Regions from separate parts of the Homo sapiens genome. Here region 1 is linked to region 2. The links are chromatin loops, found by intact Hi-C in ENCODE. Cell type or tissue: stomach. All regions are shown on one strand. Each heading gives the region's core, and the rest is flanking DNA. Links, peaks and the distances in the headings are about the cores only. Region 1 overlaps NDUFA6-DT (NDUFA6 divergent transcript). Region 2 overlaps SEPTIN3 (septin 3).

Region 1 (4,384 bases), core at 109-4,108, 140 kb before region 2:
ATTTTAAATTTATTTCAAGTATGTCCTTCAAACACTGTGGAATTAAAAATTACAAATCAGTAACAGATTCCCAGAAAGAGTCTGAGCTCAGACTCACCTAACCCTGCCCCAACCTGACAGTATTTCTCTACCCGCCCTGGTAGCTGATCACAAAAGCCATAAACTCTTGGGAGCTTTATGGCCCTGTCCATCACCTGAGAAATCCTAATACTTATCCTGGCCAACTTAGGGCAAGCTTATATCCCCCTTCCAGTATTGCAGCTGGTGTTCTCTTGAAAGCGCCACCTCCTGGCTGGAGGCCAACCAAGTCAGGACATTACAGCAACTCACAACAGAATAACCCTGCTCCAAGAAATGAGAAACAGCTAATTCCACTGCTTTCAACATCCTGGCTAACCAGAGCTCCTGAGTCTGTCCACGTGACAACTTCACTGCTAGCATAACCAGCATTTGAGAAAGCCAGCACAGTAAACAAAACTACAAGCAAGGACTCTCACACTCACAGTCTACTTTACTCCCCTCCCACCTCCACCAGGGCAGGTGCTGGTGTCCATGGCCAGGAGAGCTAAAGACGGATCACATCACAGGACTCTTTGCAGACATTCCTCAGCACCAGCCTGGAACCTGGTAGCCCCACTGGGTGGCTGGACCCAGAAGAGCAATAGCAATCACTACAGTCTGGCTCTCACGAAGCTCCATCCCTAGGGGAAGTGAGAATGCATCACATCAAGGGGTCACTTTGTGGGACAAAAGAATCTGAACAGTAGCCCCTGAGTTCCAGATTTTTCCCCTGAAATAGTCTACCCAAGTGAGAAGAAATCAGAAAAATTGTAATATGACAAAACAAGGTTCTATAACACCTCCAAAAGACCATACTGGCTCCCCAGCAATGAATGCAAATCAAGAAGAAATCTCTGAATTGCCAGATAAACAATTCAGATGGTTGATTATTAAACTACTCAAGGAGAGACCAGAGAAAAGTGAAAACAAAGAAATGTAAAAAACAATACAGGCTATGGATTGGCCAGGCGCAGTGGCTCACACCTGTAAACCCAGCACTTTGGAAGGCTGAGGCGGGCTGATCACTTGAGGTCAGGAGTTTCAGACCAGCCTGGCCAACACAGTGAAACCCCATCTCTACTAAAAATACAAAAATCAGCCAGGCATGGTGGTGCGTGCCTGTAATACCAGCTATTTGGGAGACTGAGGCAGGGGGATTGCGTGAACCCAGGAGCCAGAGGTTGCAGTGAGCTGAGATTGCACCACTGCACTGTGAGCAACAGAGTGCTCAGAGTCTCAAAAAGGAAAGAAAGAAAGAAAGAAAAAGACAACAAAAAAAATACAGGCTATGGATGAAAAATTCTCCAGAGAAACAGATATTATAAAGAAAAAAAAATCACAATTTCTGCAAATGGAAGACACACTTAAAGAAATAAAAAATGCACTGGAAAGTGTCAACAACAGACTAGAACAAGTATGTAGGATACAATAAAATTCCTCTTCAAAGGTTTAGCCTGTTAACTTCCTTGTTCTTTGTTCTCAAACTCAACTTTCTTGTTCTCTATGCCTCCTTGCCCCTAGTTACTGTAACTGTAAACAACCTTCCTGTCAGTTCTAATCAATAACTCACATCTGTTCCCTTGGTTACCCACTCTTCACCCCTTCCTCCCTTCGAAACCGCACGTCCCACCACTGTAACTCACATTTCCCTTCCCTTCCTTATTTGGGAAAGTATTCACAAATAGCCAGTCGGGTCAGTTTAGATTGTGCAGTCCAACCACAGCCCATGAAGGAGTGACACAGAGGGAGGGATTGCATTAGGAATAAAAACCCCTGCTTTCCTTTGTTCAGTGTGCTCTTGCAATCGTGATTGACACAAGCAGCACCCTTCTGCAGAAGTAAACTGCCTTGCTGAGAAAACTTTCGCCTCAGTGCTGGTTTCACTTTGCAGCACTGAGCATTTATCTCCAACAAATCTGGGGCTCATCCAGGATTCCCATTCTCCTCCAGGGAAGGGGTCTCTGGTCACCTCTCATAAGGAGACGCATCCCACTGCCTCGTTGCGGTGGCCTCAGGGTGAGGGATCGGAACCCACCCGGTGTGACGAATAAATCCGGACTCTCAGCAATGTGGGGAAAAAAAGGCTTGCAACACCATGGTGACCAGGTAACTTTGTGCACAGACCAAGGTAAGAAACGTCACAGGGGTGACAAAGCATTTCCTTGGTGGTCAAGATATTCTGGAGATTGAAAGTGTGTATGAATGATCACAAGCATTACTGCTTGCGGTGCTGCTTGTGTGAATGGTACTAAGCACTACTGCTGTGCGGAATGAGTGTGTCCTATCTGAGGTTCCATGGTCACCTCATATGGCTTAGGACAGATCCTGCCATGGGGTTTATATGGGCGTGCCAAAGGTAAGAGGGACCTAAATTCCCCTCCGGGAAGCGACCAGAGTGGACGAAGCAAAAGAAGGGTGCAAGGAGCCTCCAGCAGGTGGGGCTAAAGGATAGAAATCTCTAGTATGAGGAATTGAGCCTCAATAAGCCTCCAGAAAAGGAGAGGCAAGAAATCTCTAATACGAGGGATTGAGCCTCAGCAAGCCTCCAGAAAAGGATAGGCAAGAAATCTCTAATATGAGGGACTGAGCCTAACTAGGACCCAACATGGGAAACACCCCAAGCAGGACACGGAGTAAAAAGGATAAAGACAGCAATAAAGATATTCCTGCTGTTAGTCCCCTAGGTCTCATGTTAAAATATTGGAAAGATAATGAGAGAACTAAACATAAGAAAAAGCAACAAATGACAAACAATTGCTGTTTTATTTGGACTCAGGGACCCATCCTCAAACCCTCAATCTTTTGGTCAAAGTTTGGGTTGAACAAGGATGTGATGTGTCAACTTCTAATTCAATATGTAAATGATAAAAGTCCAGTTTCTCAAGAAGAATTGGCCTATGCTCTTTGTTGGAGGCAGGGACCTGTCCTCCTCTTTCCCTTAAAGACAACTAGGGAAAAACCCAATCTAGCACCTCAAACTGAAGAGTGAGAAAAGCCAGTCCCCATGCCTAAAGACTCCAGCACATGGGATCCTCTAAACCATCTTCCCCCACGCTCAGTGCCCCTAACCCTTCCCCTCAGGTAGCAGCTGCTGTCCCCGTTCCTGCTCCAGATCCTTCTCCTGCTCATGTTATTCCTCCTCCTTACAATCCTGATTCTTGGGAATCACCATCCCATTAGCCTGTTCCTTCTCAGCCTAAGTACCCCTCCCTAAAAGGACTCCAACGTGAGGTAGAACAATGTAAAAAAGATATCCAAAATTTCCCATTTCCCTCCACATCTATGGAGTCAGCCCCAACTCTCTTCCCCTTAAAAGAGGTGCCACAAGGACAGGGGGGCTATTAATTTTGTGAATGCTCCCTTAACCAGTTCAGAGGTCTGAAGTTTGAAGAAGGAACTTAAGCCGTTATTGGATGACCTTATTGGGTAACAGATCAGGTTGATCAATTCTTAGGACCTCAGTTATACACTTGGGTGGAGTTAATGTCCATCCTAGGCGTCCTCTTTTCTTTTTTTTTTTTTTTTTTTTTGAGACGGAGTCTCGCTCTGTCGCCCAGGCGGGACTGCGGACTGCAGTGGCGCAATCTCGGCTCACTGCAAGCTCCGCTTCCCGGGTTCACGCCATTCTCCTGCCTCAGCCTCCCGAGTAGCTGGGACTACAGGCGCCCGCCACTGCGCCCGGCTAATTTTTTTTGTATTTTTAGTAGAGACGGGGTTTCACCTTGTTAGCCAGGATGGTCTCGATCTCCTGACCTCATGATCCACCCGCCTCGGCCTCCCAAAGTGCTGGGATTACAGGCGTGAGCCACCGCGCCCGGCCTGCGTCCTCTTTTCAGGGGAGGAAAGAAGCATGATCTGTAGGGCTGCTATGGCAATTTGGGAACACGAACACCCTCCTGGTCAAACATTCCTACCGCAGATCAAAAGTTTCCCACCCAAGACCCCCGGTGGGACGATATTAATGCAGCTCACTGGGAAAATATGCAAGACCTAAGGGAAATGATAATAAAGGGAATTAGGGAATCAGTACCCTGAACCCAAAACCTCTCTAAAGCATTTGATATACAATAGGAAAAAGATGAGGGGGCCTATGAAATTTCTAGACAAGAATAAAGGACCAAACAAGACAATATGCAGGCCTAAATTTGGAAGATCTCCTTGGACAGGGAGTGTTAAAGCTCCATTTTGTCACTACAAGTTGGCCAGATATTTCAAAAAAGTTACAAAAATTAGAAGACTGGGAAAACCAACCTCTAAGTGAACTTCTGGGAGAAGCTCAAAAAATATATGTGAGGAAAGAAGCAAAAACAAAAGGCAAAAACTC
Region 2 (4,384 bases), core at 103-4,102:
GCAGCATCCTAAAAGAGCACGCCCAAAAGATAGACCCTGATGGAGAGAGGGTCCTACCAGATCCCCAAGCAGCATCTAGGGGCTACCACAGGCCCACTACAGGACCAGGACCTGGTAGATCTCACTTTCATTCCTCCAACAAGCACATATGAGCACCCACTGTGTGCACTGTACACAGCGCCTGCTGGCAAGTCAGCCTCCCCACCACATGCCAGTGACATGCCAGTCACATGCTAACAAGCCACCCACCAGCCCCAAGTACAGTAAATGTGTGCAGGTCACTGTGCCACAAGCTTTGCTGGAAGATCCTGTTCCCCCTCCAACCCCTGGCTCCCTCCTCCTCCTCCTCCTCCTCCTCCTCCTCCTCCTCCAGCATTCAGCCCCACTGCTACTCCCAGGAAAGCCTCTGCTTTGCCTTCTGATGTGGATGGCCCTCTTCTGTGCCCACTGCACATTTTCTGGTACTCATCACATTCACTCATTCATTCATTCCATCCCATCTAGGCCATTTCATATGCTGTCAAATGGGGGTCTACACCAGCCAAGCCCTAGGCGAAATTCCAAGGACACTTATGTACCCCAGACAAGGTTGTTGCCCTTGAGGGCCCCCTGTCTGGTAAGGGTGCCTGACAAATAAACAAAGACCTCTGGGGCACAGAACCAATGCTGCTCTGGAGCTGGATTCTGTAGTTCCATCCTCTGTCCCTACAACTCCCCTGGTCCCACCATGTCAACGTCAGATGGGCAGGTGACCCAGGCTTGAATCCTGGCTGGGTGACCCTTATGAGCCTCATTTTCTGCTCAGACAACTGGGGATAGAACCTACCTTGCTGGGTTTCTATGAAGGTTATACAGAATGAAGAATGTAAATTATCTGGCACAAATACGTACTAGTTCTCACCCTTCTTTAGGGCGGGGCCGTGTCTTATTGATCTCTGTGCCCCAGTCTACCCAGCATACCACAGGCACTCCTCAATAAGTGAATGAATGAATGATGAGTGAATGAGAACTTCAGAGTGAGGCAGGTATCAGACACATCACCTTTCTCTTCCCTCAGATGCTTCTCCCCATGCAGAGCAGCTGACCCCCCAGTGAGCAATGGCTGTTGTCTCCGCCACAGTCAAGGGAGTAGAATTGTTGAGACCTCCTCCTTCCTCTGCAACAAGGATTGGAGGGGGGCTCCCCAAGGGTGGGGAAGAGCTCGGGTCACAGCAGGGTGCAGCTCAAGTCTGCCATCCTGGCTAGATGGTCCTTGGGGCCCCCCTCAGCTCCTGGCTCTCCTAGGGCCCCTGGAGAAGGGGGATCTGCCTGCAGCACCCTCTGCCAGAAGCTACCTGCCCCATCAGTGCTCCAGGGAGAGGCACCATCCACCTGACTCGGTTGCAGCCAAGAAACAGCCCCTCCATTCCCATGCTAAGCAAAGACCCTGGCACTTCCTTTTACAGGCAAATGAATGGCTTTGGCTTTGTCTGGCCCAGGGACCCCACCCCTGTGTTAGGAAGGTAGCAGCTGGGGGAGGGTACTTTTCCAAAATAGCACCTGCTTAGTGCAGGCCCCCCCTCTTCCTTCCACCCTGAAGATGGATCTTCCTCAGCCCCCCGCAGCCTTCAGGACCCCACCGCCCCCCACAAAGGCAATTCCAGCCCACCCCAGTTCCAGCCCTAGGCTCTGGGAAAAGGAATCACGAAAGCTCTCTCGGTCCTTTCCCATTCGCAGGAGCAGAGGGCCCTGGGACACCCGTTCCCCCATCCCAGTCCTCTGGAGGCCAACGGGTTCCCTTGGAGACCACCAGCTGGTGCCTGTCTCAGCGTGTGCCTGTAGGGGTTGCGGGGGAGGGGACGTATGTATCAGTGCACAGGTCTCTCATCCGGCTGGCATGGCCCTGGCACCTGTGCGTGGTGTGTGTGTGTGTGCGTGTCTTGGTGTACTCCAGCATGGGGCTTTCTGTGCGCATCTGGGTCCCTGCTTGCGTGTCCGTGGGTCCCTGCGTCTCCCCGCGTCCTATGTCTGCCTCTCTCCAAGATTGTCTCTCTCGAGGTGGGTGCCACCGTGTGTGCGTGTGTCCGCGCATCTGTCACCGCGCGTGGGCTCCTCGGCGCGGAAACCCTCCCCCAGGAGCGCCTCCAGCCGCGCTGGCCGGGGCCGCAGCCTCCTCCTGGCGGGTGCCGGTGGCCTGGCCGGCCGCCCTACCTTTGGACATGAATCCTCCTTTGTCTCCGTTCCTCCAGGGAGATGCTCCGGGCGCGGGGCTGCAAGGCTGAGCGGGGCGCGGGCTTCCCCGGGCCGAGCGGCCCCTGCAAACGGGCCTCGCCCCTTCGCGCTCTCCTCCCACCCGCCCGGCCCGCGGCCCCGCCGCGCCGCCCCTGCGCCCCGCGCCGCCGCGCCCTCCCCGGGACCTCGCCTCGGCTCGCTCGGCGCCGCGCCGCCCCTGTCCGCGCGCACCGTTGCCGCCGCCGCCAGCCGCCGCCGCTGCCACCCGCACCACGTGACCGCGCGCCCGTCGGCCCCGCCGAGGGCCCCTCCCCTTCCCGCGGCGCCCGCGCCCGCAAGCGGGAACTGGTCCCGGGTCCACGCTGCGGGCGGTCCAGGAGCCGCCCCCGCGGGCTCCAGGTGCCAGGCCCGGAAAGGTGCCTGCATCCCAGTCCCGTCTCTCCCCGCTGGACCTGCTCCCCGCCCCTTACCCACTGGGCTGCGGCGGGGACGGGCGGAGGGGCGCAGGGGACCAGTGGCAGCTGCGGGCGGCCGTGAGCGCGCGTGAGTCACGCGGGGGCTGGGGTGTTGCGCGGGTGCCTGTAGAGCCGAGTCAGGGGCCCGGGTTCCAGGCCCTGCTCCAGAATGATGAACCAATAACCTTGAGCCAGACAGGAACTTCTCTGAGCCTCAGTTTGCCCATTAGAAAAAAATTTCACGCATTCAGTGGATACTAATGGACAGCATATTGCCTCACAGGGGTGAGGACAACCATCCCTCCCCTCGAAGGTTCTGGGTCTAGTGGAGGAGACAGGAAGATGGAATGTCCTAATGCAGGGGCCGGGGTGCACACAGGGAACTGAGGGTGCAGGCAGGTGGGCACCCTGGGGAGAGGGGGCTTGGAAGACTTCTTGGAGGAGATGAGGGCCAGATGGAAAGGCAAATGGGAGTGGAAGGGAAGAATGGAAAGGGAGAGGTATTCTGCAAAGAGAGGACAGCAGAGGTGAGGGTCTCCAGAGGTGAGAGCTGCGTGGTGCTGGTGGACAGCCCAGAGTCCTTGGTGTCGCTGAAGCAGAGAAAATTCCAGACAGGTGTGTAGAGCTAAATAAGAGGCTGGAGAAGTCCGCACGCAGCCTTGGAAGCTGGATTTTAATGGAAGGTAATGGTGAGTCACTGACGAATATTAAGCCGAAAGTGCTGCCATTCAATGTGGGAGTCGTTGCAGCAGTTGTGTGTGGACAGGGAACAAGCTGGTGGGTGGGAGGTGGCCTCACAGGGGCAGAAGGATGGAGAGGAGGGGACAGCCAGCCAGATAGTTGAGTACTGAGGAGGTAAACCAACAAGGTGGGAAGTAGACTGGATGAGATGGCAAGAGAGAGATGAGGAAGAAGAGGATACCCGGGTTTCTAGGCACCTAATAAAAGGTAGGCAATGCCTACAGCTGAGAGAGTGAGATCAGGGAGGCAGGAGTCAGTTCAAGAAGAAAAGGGCTACCTCTGGACATGCCCGGGAGACATCCGGGTAGATAAGCCTAGCAGGCTGCTGGCTGCCCACATCTGCACTTCAGGAGACAGGGCTGGGCTGCAGATGGAGGGAGAGCTGAGATCTCGTAGGGAGAAGTGAAGACCAGAATTTAGGTGAGGTGCCCAGACTGAGTGTGTGGGGTGGAGGGAAAGGGGTCTGACAATCTAACGACTCAATTAAGGCATTAGACTGGATGCCTTCTAGGCACCTTTCCAGACCCAAAAACTCTGAGCCCTTGAAATGTTGGGAATGAGGCTGCCCAAAGTAGAGATTTTAACAATCTGGATTCCAATCAGCTTACTGCCACCAGCCAGCTTTGGTGTGACTTTAGGCATGTCACAGGCTTTCTAAGACCAAATGAATGTCCAGCCCTTGTGTTGCCCTATTTTAGAGTTCTGTGTAGGACTTCCATATATACAAGGCTCCAACTTACCTTTCAGGATTAAAGGGCTGGGGGTGGGGGACCAAGAAAGAGACATTCAGGTAAGACAACTTTTAAGCAACAGATACCTTCCTAAAAGGCTGAGCGTAAATGGATTTGGAAAGTCTCGAGTGAGGTCATTATCTCACATCCAGAGGAGGCTGCAGAGACTACCTATTAGACAAATCACAACTTCCTAAAGCGCTAGTCAGTATTTTCACGTAGGAGGTAGGAGGCTTGCTTTTTTTT

Evidence for each region. A loop is a pair of places that touch in the nucleus more often than their neighbours do. Peaks named below come from ENCODE experiments on the same cell type or tissue, not always from the same donor. Only the 100,000 strongest peaks of a DNase experiment are listed, where the experiment ranks them.
Region 1: it touches region 2 in a loop (2.4-fold over the local background); 37 of 110 quality-filtered maps call a loop at or near these places.

What each region holds. Positions count from the first base shown.
Region 1 is chr22:42,113,012-42,117,395 of GRCh38, reverse strand. The region is part of intron 3 of NDUFA6-DT (NDUFA6 divergent transcript); the gene reads right to left. Among named protein-coding and RNA genes, the nearest start is that of CYP2D6, 16 kb to the left of the region's middle. In stomach, for the core only: a CTCF peak has its summit at 2,457 (motif pointing right); no DNase peak of the experiment used is centred there.
Region 2 is chr22:41,974,881-41,979,264 of GRCh38, reverse strand. All of the region lies in intron 2 of SEPTIN3 (septin 3), which reads right to left. Among named protein-coding and RNA genes, the nearest start is that of SEPTIN3, 7.6 kb to the right of the region's middle. RefSeq lists a silencer at 2,397-2,466. In stomach, for the core only: no CTCF peak of the experiment used is centred there; a DNase peak (open chromatin) is centred at 2,484; H3K4me3 peaks cover 1,409 bases; H3K27me3 peaks cover 3,382 bases.